Linked DNA regions of Mus musculus: region 1 is linked to region 2. Evidence: chromatin loops called from intact Hi-C (ENCODE). Cell type or tissue: heart. All regions are shown on one strand. Each heading gives the region's core, and the rest is flanking DNA. Links, peaks and the distances in the headings are about the cores only. Region 1 holds the start of Psmg1 (proteasome (prosome, macropain) assembly chaperone 1). Region 2 holds the start of Brwd1 (bromodomain and WD repeat domain containing 1).

Evidence for each region. Hi-C counts contacts between places; a loop is a spot of excess contacts. Peaks named below come from ENCODE experiments on the same cell type or tissue, not always from the same donor. Only the 100,000 strongest peaks of a DNase experiment are listed, where the experiment ranks them.
Region 1: a loop joins it to region 2, with 5 times the contacts of the local background. A loop is called at or near these places in 1 of 42 quality-filtered maps.

Annotation. Positions count from the first base shown.
Region 1 is chr16:95,988,674-95,994,050 of GRCm38, forward strand. It overlaps Psmg1 (proteasome (prosome, macropain) assembly chaperone 1), which reads right to left and starts at 2,287. Exons shown (of 7, transcript NM_019537.3): 1 at 2,081-2,287; 2 at 819-925. The coding sequence starts at 2,217. Brwd1 (bromodomain and WD repeat domain containing 1) reads right to left here. Exons shown (of 42, transcript NM_145125.3): 42 at 3,419-5,304. The coding sequence ends at 4,925. In heart, for the core only: CTCF peaks have their summits at 2,043 and 3,022; a DNase peak (open chromatin) is centred at 2,278; H3K4me3 peaks cover 2,037 bases; H3K27ac peaks cover 1,858 bases.
Region 2 is chr16:96,078,331-96,083,707 of GRCm38, forward strand. Brwd1 (bromodomain and WD repeat domain containing 1) reads right to left here and starts at 4,098. Exons shown (of 42, transcript NM_145125.3): 1 at 3,924-4,098; 2 at 3,792-3,850; 3 at 3,648-3,677; 4 at 3,484-3,543. The coding sequence starts at 3,972. In heart, for the core only: no CTCF peak of the experiment used is centred there; DNase peaks (open chromatin) are centred at 3,211, 4,111, 4,511 and 5,081; H3K4me3 peaks cover 2,939 bases; H3K27ac peaks cover 2,576 bases.

The DNA.
Region 1 (5,377 bases), core at 89-5,088, 90 kb before region 2:
GCCAACAAAATTTGAGGCTGAGGAGTGAAAAGTCTCCACTCTCCACAAAGAACTACACACAGGGAGTGGACTTGTCCACAGACTCTGCACCAGTCTCACAATGTAAGATTCTTCTAAAAACAATTAGGCAAGCAGACCTTTATATAATGGGCGAGTCTACTGCCTACTTACACAGTCTCTAAGTACTACGGCTCACTTACAGGGCAAGAGCTCCTAACTAGAGTTCTCAAATGATCTCCTCAGAGACTGCAAACCCAGTGAAATTATAAAGATCTCCATGTGTACTGACATACAACACTGATCCAAGTAAACTCACATTACTCTACTTTGAACCTACCAGGTCAATAAGTGCATTCAAAGACCTTAGAACTGAAGTGTTCCAGATGTAAGCAATTACTGCTAGACCTGTGGACACCATAACAAACTGGAAAACAGGGCCTTGAACTGTAATTCTGAAGCTAAGCATATTTCCTTTAAATCTCATTACAAAGATGGAAAGAACAGGCAATCTATCCTACATGAAGTAAAACGACTGTGGCTTTTGAAGACAGGCTTCACGGAGCCCATCTTGGCCTTGGAACTTCTTCATGCTCTCTTCTGCCACTTCCCACCTGCTGAGTGCTCGGATTTCATTGTGCCCAGTTCACATGGTACTGGGATTCAAACCCAAGGTCTTGTGATTGACAGGCAAGCACTCTATCACCTGAGCCACATGCCCAGGACCTGTTGTGAACTTTTTAAAATACGTAAGATACATGCAGAAGGACCTTCGAGTCCATTCTTCCAACGGGACATATACTCCTGACACTGGCACTTACCTGTTGCGTTGCTTCCTACTGCAATTATAAACTTGGAGCAAGGGTGTGTCTCTAGGAGCACAGCCTCCAGAGATGTTTCTGTCTGTCTTCGGAGAAGCCGAACCTCCCTAACAGCAAGAGACAAAAGTGAACAAATATGACTGTGACCACCAGTTCACTGTAAGAGATGGTGATGGGCAGAATGACAGTCAGATTAAGAGATTAAGTGATAGGTGCTATATAGAGCTGGATGTATAAATAGATGGAAGACAGATGAGATCGATGGTAGACATGTTACTTATAGATATTTATATGGGTAGTAGAAAGGTGCTATATTTACATATACATGGATGGATAAATAGGTAGGTGATAGAAGACAGAGATGAGTGGATAGTTGGATGGATAGATGGTGTTAGATAAAATAATCAGTGTCCTTGGTGCCCTTGCAAATGGATAAAACACTTTCTTTTTATGAGTAAAACTACTAACAAACTTCATACTAGCCTGACACACACAATGCCAGCACCCACAAGCCAGACACAATGTAAAAAGACACTAAAAGCATCTCCAACACTCCAGCCCGCAAAATGCTGAATGTGACCAAGACTTCAAACAAACGTTCAAGCATTTAGCTGTGGCAAAAGTAAGCTAAGACTGACCATCAGACAAATCAGGGCTCTCGGGAAGAGTGTGAGAAGTGAGAGGGAGCTGTCAAATGAAACGAACTGCCAAAAGTGTCTGTCGTTGACACAATCACCGGGAAGTGTATTTTAAAAATCTAGGTGAATTTGACTGTGGACTGGTATGATACTGAAAACGTGTTATTAGCAAACGTGGGGTAGGGAAGGTGCTAAGTTGCCAACACAAACATGACGACCCAAGTTCTGATCCGAGAACCCGCCTAAAAGCTCAGAATGGAGGTACTGAAAAAATAGGAGAATCAACAAAGTTTAATTATGTGCATATTTTATGTGTGGGTTTGCTCTAGAGTACAAATAATTGAGACAGCATGCTTAGGAAGACGTGTGGGGAGTCCTAATCGGAAACTCGTAGGGGTGGTGGGAGAGGAAATGAATGTGGTAAAACCTTGACCAAGGAAGGGGCTGGCGTGACCTGACTTCTGTGTCTGAAAGTAGTTTTGAAAGAAATACGGCCGACATGCGGCGTGACCTAAAGTGCACGGTGGAGGGCGAGCATCGCTGGGCTGCCGACGTCCCAGCGTGAACGCAGGGCACCCTGCAGGCCGACACCGCCTGACGCTCGCAGCCTTCCGGGAGCCTGACCTCTTCCGCGCCAGCTGCCGCCGGACCTCCCGGTCCTCCGGCGTGTCCCGCCTGCTCTGCTCCTCCTCCTCTTCTTCCTCCTCAGTCCCAGCTCTGCACGGCGCCTTCACCACCTCGCCAAAGAACGTGGCAGCCATGGTCCCTCAGCTCCGCGCGGCCAGACAGCGCATGCGCGCCGGCCCGCAGTCACGCCCCCTCCAAGCCACGCCCCCACCCCGCCTCCGAGCGAGGATACGCCTTCCGTGGGGGGAGGGGGGAGAACCTAAGAGCTTCCGGTCCGCCGCGAGAAATGTCCCGCGGCGCGCTTCCGTCATCCTGTTAACCGGGGCACGCAGCGCCCGCTCCACACCCGGCGACCCTCCTGCAAGGACCCACCCGTGGAGGAAACCCAGAGCTGCGGGTGAAGCACAGACAGCTCCAGGGTTGATGACTGCAAGCGGATTCAGAGAACATGAGTGAGGCTGCAAGGCTAGGCTTTTTAAAACCTGGCCATATGTAACTCATAGACCGTGTTTTCTACTTTAATGACAGGAAGAATGTGTGTTTCTGGTTTGTGTGCTGGAAGACAAAGAGCTCCACCGAATGCTGCTCCCACGAGAAAAAGGGTAACTGGCACCTCAGTGGGAAATAAAAACACATTCTAGATTTGCTTGTGAGGAAATGGAGACTGCATTGCCCAGGGTAAAATGTTTGGGGATCAGAGGGTCCTTTAAAAATCAAAACTCTTGGAAAGTTGTTTAAAAATCTCTCACAATGTAGAAAAACGATGCTTCAAGTCTACTGGGAGGAAAAAGCATATCAATCTTAACATACATACTCACTGGTTAATAAAAAGCAGATGAATGCCGGGCAGTGGTGACACACACCTTTAATCCCAGCACCCGGGAGGCAGAGGCAGATGGATTTCTGAGTTCAAGGCCATCATGGTCTACAGAGGGAGCTCCAGGACATCCTTTGGCTACACAGAGAAACCCTGTCTAGAAAAACCAAAGAAATAAATAAAAAGCAGATGTATACCAACTAGAACACTTTGTGTGTAACTATAGCACACACACAAGATTCTCAGTGTGGTGTCTTTAAGACTCAGATTCCAGGGTTAGTAGAAGCGAGCTGAAGAGCAGATGTCCCTGGCTGTCTCTTTGCTGGTTTCTTAAGCGGATACTTTGCTGATAAAGATACTCGATTTGATTTCTCACTCACACATGAAAAAAGCACCAACAGAAATCTGAAGCGTGTTGGTAAATCATAGGGAAGTGGTGGCTTGTCGGCACACATTTGCAGGAGGGATTTTACTACAGTGTTACTCCATTCAGTCACAATAAAGAGACCAAACACTTTAAAGGGTAAATAAAAATATGTTCCAATTAAAGGCCAGAAAGGGATTCCATTATAAAAGGCTGGACAGGATCAGACAGCAAGATGTAACTTCAGATCTTCAATTCACACTGCCAAAATTCACAGGTCTTCATTAGACTGATATATTTTCATTTCATGGCATTTCTTGAGGATATAATTGCTCAATAAGTAATTCTATGACATTTGGGATTGGACATTTAAATTTTTCATTAAAGCTCAAAATAAATAAATAAATAAACCAAACCCATGCACCAAAGAGGAGGAAGGGAACTCTTCCTGTGCTTGTAGCAAGATGCTGAAGATTTCAGAGTGAGTTACAAAAAGACACACACTATGTTAGAATTCTGAGTTGTGTTTTTGTTTTAAGCAGGCATGCAACCACAAACAAGTTTCTCAAGTAATCTGGACACTTTGGCCATACATATAACTGAAAAAAATGTGCATTACTGTTAATGAAAAATACACACCCCTAGGTTCCATTGTTTTTTTGATTTATACATGCAAGTTATGCCTAATAGTCACAGCTATTTTTAATTGGAAAAACAAACTGTTGAAGACAAGTTTCTCCAGTAACATGATAAAAAGACTTGACAGTACATTCACAGGTCACATCTGGTGACCTTAATGTCAACAAATAGCCATGAACAACGAACTAAAGTCCACATCCTCTGTAGGCAAAACATTTGTAGCACAACGACCAGAGGCCAGACTCCCCGACACTTGGCTTGTTAGTGAGCCTGAAATGAACCTGCAGTGTCACATTCTAACTTCTAAGGAACAGCAGAGAAACGTAAGAAATAGGATCCAACTGCATCACCTTAAGCGATGAGTGCATCTTGTTCTAATTTCTGACCACAAGTCTGGCCTTTACATCTTTGCTGCTACATAGAAGAAATAAAGTGTAATAGTCACATTGAGAACTTTCTTAGAAAGATACATTCCCTGAATTACTCATACCAGGTAGCTATCATTCAGTATGAATTCCAATGTTATAAATAAGACATTAATGACAGTCTTTCCCACACTCCTCTTCAGAAGTCAGTAACACCCCAGGATTTACTCTCTCAGTTCCCAGGGATGTGCACTACATAAATCAGACCCAGTTAAAATTCAGCAGTCACATGGGCTTACTGCTCCCTCCTTTGGAAATGGCCTAGTTTTCAGTCTGTGAGGGCAAACCATTGAAATTAGCATTGTTTCCCCATATATCCCACATGCTTTTATTTCTCTAGAGGACCAAGCTGCGTCAAGCCTTTGCTTTACATTCAGTGGGTCCTTCTGCTTTCTCACCTGACAACACAATCCACATCTCCTACCTCCTTGGAACACCCTATGCTGTGCTGTGTAGAGCTAACTGGAAGCCATCATCCCACTTTGACCCAGAGTAATGGCTTTCACAAAATTGTTCAAAAGGTGCTGGGACGGCTTATGGTTGGGAGCGGACTTCAGGGCAGGCATTGGAGCTGCTGACAATTCCCGGTAACCTTTCTACCTCGGAGTAGGCTGGGCTTTTTCCTTCCGGGATCTGAACCGCCTAAGATATAGCTCCTTTTCGTTCTCTGAATGTATGGGTGCATCATCCTCTTTATAAACACTCAGTAACTTTTTCTTAGCTGCAGCAGAGGCTTGTCGATAGGGCAGTTTTCTGCTGATCGTCCTAATGCCGACATTCTCTGGTCCTGAGACCACTTCTTTTAGATTACACATCATCTTTATTTTATTTGCAGCAACGGTAGCACATCTGCGGGGGACTTTCTCAGGCACCGTTTTTGCTTTCAGGGTGTCACTATGCATCTGTACTGCATCCTTCTCATTAAGCATACATGGTCTCATTTTTGTATGGGGTTCTCTGTCTTTACGAACAGATTCTGAAAAATGAGTGAAAATTCATGTAAATACAGAAATCTTGTCACAAGACTGTACTATATACATTCCTCAACA
Region 2 (5,377 bases), core at 249-5,248:
GAGGCCAGCCTGGTCTACAAAGTGAGCTCCAAGGCTACACAGAGAAACCCTGTCTCGAAAAATAAAACAAAACAAAAAAGAAAAACATCCACACAGAAATCTGTGACACAGGCACTCAGGAAGTCCCATTTTGGCTGTGTTAAAAACTGAAACTGGGCTGTACCCCTTGAAAAGAAATGGTCTTTTTATCGCGGCATGGTGGCGTACCCTGTAACCTCATCTTATCAGGGCAGAAGTAGGAATTCAAGGCTAGCCTGAGCTAGGTGAAATTTCTCAACATAAACAACAGTAAGAACTTAAGATATACATAAATGTGTAGAATCTTCTTCAAAATACTCCAGGTAGGACTGGCAAGAGGGCTCAGTGAGTAAAGATGACAACCGTGAAGCCATTAACACCCCAAATTCAATCCCTGAGACCCAATGGTGGAACACCACCCCTTAAACTGCCCTCACCCACTCAAATACCTTCCCCACACACACACACCAAATGTAACTTACACAATATAAATTACAGGGAGGGGAGAGATGGCTCAACAAGTCAAAGCACCAGGACCCACCCTGGAAGAAGAGTCAGCTCTAAACTGTCCTCTGACCACCACATGCCTGCCAGGACGTTCCAGGACTACCACACACACAGCTCCAGCAGTTACAAGAAATACTATATGGAGGGTGCCTAAAACGGATCTCAGTGGGGTCAGAGGACACTGGCTCACAGGAGACACAATGGGTGAGAACCAACACAACTTTCTGACTAACCACTGGGTAACAGGTAACTGGTGCCTGGGTCGGCAGGCCATTCACTTGTGGGAAGATTTCGCTGATGGGAATTAGAATACAATGCCTCAGACGAAAACAGAAACACAGCAAATGGTAAACTGCAATCTGTGAGTATGTGGGGAACAACTCCCACTTTGTGTAGGCTTCAAATAAAACTCATCTAAATACTAAAGAAAGTGAGAGCATCTGAAGTCTAGAAGCTACACGTACATCCTCACCAAAACTATACCAATCCAGGGCCAGCAGACTGCTCAGTGAGGTCCACCTCCACAACCCAGGCCTGCACCCTGTCCTCACCCACCACGGGAAAGGAAAGGGTGAGGAGGAGACGATACCCTAGCAGTGACCAGCCAGGTGACAAGCAGCATGACAGAAGACAGTTCCCTCAGACCTTTCAGCACCAGGGCCCTATCTATCTCTGTGCCTCTAACGTCCCCCCGTCCCCCGCCCCCCCCCCCAGTAGGGCAGCAGTGTCCCAACAGCTTGGCTTTCTTCACTCAAAGGCTGTGCTCTGCATTAACACAAGTGAAACTGTTAGACGTTCCTTAGACCCAGGAGGTAGATAGGAAGGGGGTGTGGCTATAAAGAAGCTGAGCTCTCCTGGGGTTGTAAATCAGAATCAGGTCCCTGTCCCGTAGAAAACGTGTGTGGTTAAACCCTGCCTGTGGGTACAGCACTAGGAGACAGATTGGATTCACATTCCAGCACCTACCCATCCTACAAACCTTTTAAAATTTCATACAGAAGAAAACAGACTTGGCTGGGCATAGTGGCACACGCCTTTAATCCCAGCACTTGGGAGGCAGAGGCAGGTGGATCTATGTTGAATCTGAGGCCAGCCTGGTCTATAAAGCAAGTTCTAGAACAGACAGGGCTACAAAGAGAAACACTGAAAAAAAAAAAAAAAAAGAGGTAGGTGGTGTCAGGGGGAGGGAAAAAACAAACTACTCAGAGGAAACCCTGTCAAAACAAACAAACAAACAAAAAAACAAAAAAGACAAAAGAAAAGGGCATTGCATGCCTGTACATGTGTGCCATGGCTTGAGGGTGGAATGCAGAGGCCCACTTGTGGAAGTAGGATCTCTCCCTCCTCCACTCGGGGTCCCCAGGAGTAAACTCACATCGTTAGGGGTAACAGAAAGTAGTTTTATAGATAAGTCATCTTACCCACCTGAACATTTGCTTCTTAAAAATAACTCTCAAAAGTCAAATTAAACAACAAACCAGCAACCCCGTTTTACTCAGCAACTGCACCTGTCACGGCCAACACCTGGCTGTGGAAAGGACAATGGTAGAGGCTCTAGACCAGTGGTCCTCAGCCTTCCTAACGCCGCGGCCCTGCAGCCCTGCACAGTTCATGTTGGGGTGACCCCCAACCATAGTTATTCTCGTTGCTACTTAACTGTAATTTTACTACTGTTATGAACTGCAATGTCGATATCTGACATGCAACCCCCCCAAAGGGTGGGTCCCGTGGGTTGAGAACCGCTGCTTTAGCACTCCTGCCCTGTTCTGCTGAGCCCTCTAGTTATCCAGTTAACTCCTTAGCCCTGGAAAACAAGGTATAGAGAATGAACTGCCCACATGCATGACTGACGCCCTGGCTGACTTTTTGTTCACTACTGGTCTTGGACACATGGTGAAGTCAGTGAGCTCTCCTGTAATCCCGACCCAGCAGAGGATGAGTGAAGCAGGACTGCAAGTCCAAGCCAAACGGGGCTGTGCAGCCAAACATCAACAGCACACACTCATCTCAACCTTCTGTAACCAATATGCTCAGTGTGAGTCTTTTATCTTAAAATTGTCGAAGATATTCTCCTGCAACATTTGTGCTTCGTTAACGATAAACACCCAAAGCCTCTGTTACCTGGATAAAACTCAACTATACACAAGAACCTCTAAGCAAGTAGGGAAAATAAGGCAAAGGAAAATAAATGTAATCCGCAAGTTACCACTCCTCGGAAATGTTAAGACAGGCACACACAACTGCTTCTGAGAGCTTAGTCCGAGCTCTCAGAAGCAGGAAATGAATTCAAGGCCAGCCTGGCCTACCCGAGTTCAAGGCAAGACAGTGGTACGTAATGACACCCTGTCTCAAAAAATAAATACACCGACTGACGGATGTCAACTTAAAGCCTGAACCGCTACATACAGCAAGATCAAGTGTGAGCCAACTTTCTAAAGGCAGTCAACACACAGTGCACGGGTCGGGGAAGCAGGGGTGCCGCACTGACATATTCACCACGGAGAACTCTGTGCGATCCTACAGAGGAAGGGAGTACAGTACAGGAAGGGGCCATTTCTCCACCTTGGGAGACTAAGGACTCTCTCTCTATTCCTGGGGAACAAGAGGTCTGAAAGTCTGGGCGGGGCAGAGAAAGGAGAGACCAATGAGAGCTCGAGTTACAAATCGGGAAGGGAGAGAGATGAGAGCGCCCCTCTCAGTGGCTGGCGGCCGCACCTGGAGCCCCAGCCCGGCCGCGAGCCAGGGGCGCCCCCGCCTGCGCCCGGCACCGCCCCCAAAACCATTTTCTGCCAAATCCCGCCCCCCACCCCGCCACCGCGAGCCCTCGGGGGTCGGGCCCGTCGCCCCGGGACGCCGGACCACCAGAGACCACCCCCGGGCGCGGCCCCGCGGCGCCCGCAGGGGAGCAGAGACCCGGCTGGGGGGCGCGGGCGCGCGGAGGACGCGGGAGCTGCTCACCAATTCCTCGTAGCTCCTGTTGTGCTCGTTGCCCTCCCAGTCCAACCTCTTCGGCAACAGCTGGAATGAGACACGAAAGGCGTCCGGGTGACCACCGCGGCCGGGAGGCCGGGCGGGACCGGGACGCGGGGGCGGGGACGGGGACGCGGGGGCGGCGGACCGACCTGGTACTGCTCCAGCTCCTGCACCAGCACCTGCGGCAGAGAAGACGCGCGGTCAGACCCCGTCAGCTGCCCCGCTCACCCCCGGTTCGTTCGCCCCCGGTTCGCTCGCTCGCCCGCCCGCCCGCTCGCCCAGCCGGCACTCACCTGCGCCGCTCGGCGACACGGGCCAGCTGAGAGGTAGCGGGCGATGAGAAAGTACAGCTCTGCGGGGAGAAGACAGGGACGGTCAGCGGCGGCTGCGCGACACCGGGCAGGGGACGCGCGGCCGTGTCTTACCCGACTCGATGAGAGGCACCGGACGTCGGGCCGGCGAAGGCTCCGCCATGGCGGGGCGCCGGGCGGGAGCGAGCGGACCAGCGAACAAGTGGAGCGCGTAGGCCGCGCCGAGGCCTGACCGGGCCGGCGTACCCCCAGCTCCTCAGGCGCGCGCCGCCGCCGCCATGCCGTGCGCGCCGCGCACCGACGCGTCCGCGGCAGGAAGTCGCGCGGGACCGAGGGGCGGGGAGCGAAGTAGTCCCCCCGCGGGGAGCCGGCGGCGTGGCACGACGCGGATGTGGCTCCTTGGCTGGGAGGCGGGCCTCGCCTCGGCGTCCTGTGCGTCGGGGGCGTGAAGCGCAAAAGGGGGCGGCGAGCCAGCCGGGGCTGCGTCCGCGGGGCGGGGGGTGGGGGGGCTGGGGCGCGCGTGGCCGGATTCCTGCGCGCGGTGAGGCGGCCGCCGGCCTTTGTGCGGCGGCGGAGGCGGTACGGCGAGCTGGAGTGGAGGGGGCGGGGCGGGGCAGGGCAGGGCGGAGCCTGGGAGGACGGTCACCTGGGCTGGGCCTGAAGACCCTGAGGCTGGGGAGGAGCTCTGCAGGAGGGTGGCTGAACCCAGAGCGGAGGCTGCGACACCACCTTACCCGCTGCCCTCCCGACCTCCCGCCGCCCCGCGTCCCGCGCCCCGCGATGGGTTAAAGATGCCCGGTACGGGTGACGGAATCTGGGAGTCCGCGATGACTTGACGGGAACTCAGAGGGCCCGTGGGAAACGGGCTGCGGCCACAAGTGTCAGTCGTTTTGTTGGAGGGGTGGAAGAGTTACAGAAAAATCCCCCTAATTACCGCTCTAGGCTCCTGACCCAACCGGATCTGTTTCACCACGTCCAGTGTGCGCTGACAAGCTCTGACGTAGAGTGCAGAACAGAACTAAACATGGCCATTGTTAGATTTATCGGGCAGCAGAGAGTCAGAAAAAGAGGCCTGACCTCAAACGACCTCGGCTCTTTATTCCCAAACACCAAAAGACAGTCGTCTTCCAACGGGAAAGCGAGCTCCTGTCGCGGGCTAGGGTGCGGCAAGGGAATTGTTTGTGTCTATAAAGAGTCTAGGGTGGTTCGGCTGTTTCTTTTCCTTAGGCTTAGGACATAGTGCTAGGGTGGCTCCGCATTCTTTTCTTAACCCCTGCGCCCCTGCGAAGGGCTGACCGAGCAAGGTCATTTGTAGGAGTCCTGTCTTGTGACCAAGGCGTTGTACCAGCTAGTCATTCTAGTGCCTGCGTGCGGAGGCAGAACGAGGTGTCCCAGTCGTGCCCGGGCAGTGAACCTTAGACTGGCTCCAACTATCAGGTGTATGATCCTAGGCAAATCACTTAACCTCTGTCTCAATTGGCCTTATCTGTAAATTGTAGCCAACAGTGCGGCTCCTTCCAGAGCTCAAGGATTTTATGAACTAATACGCATTTCCAGCCTCTGAGTTG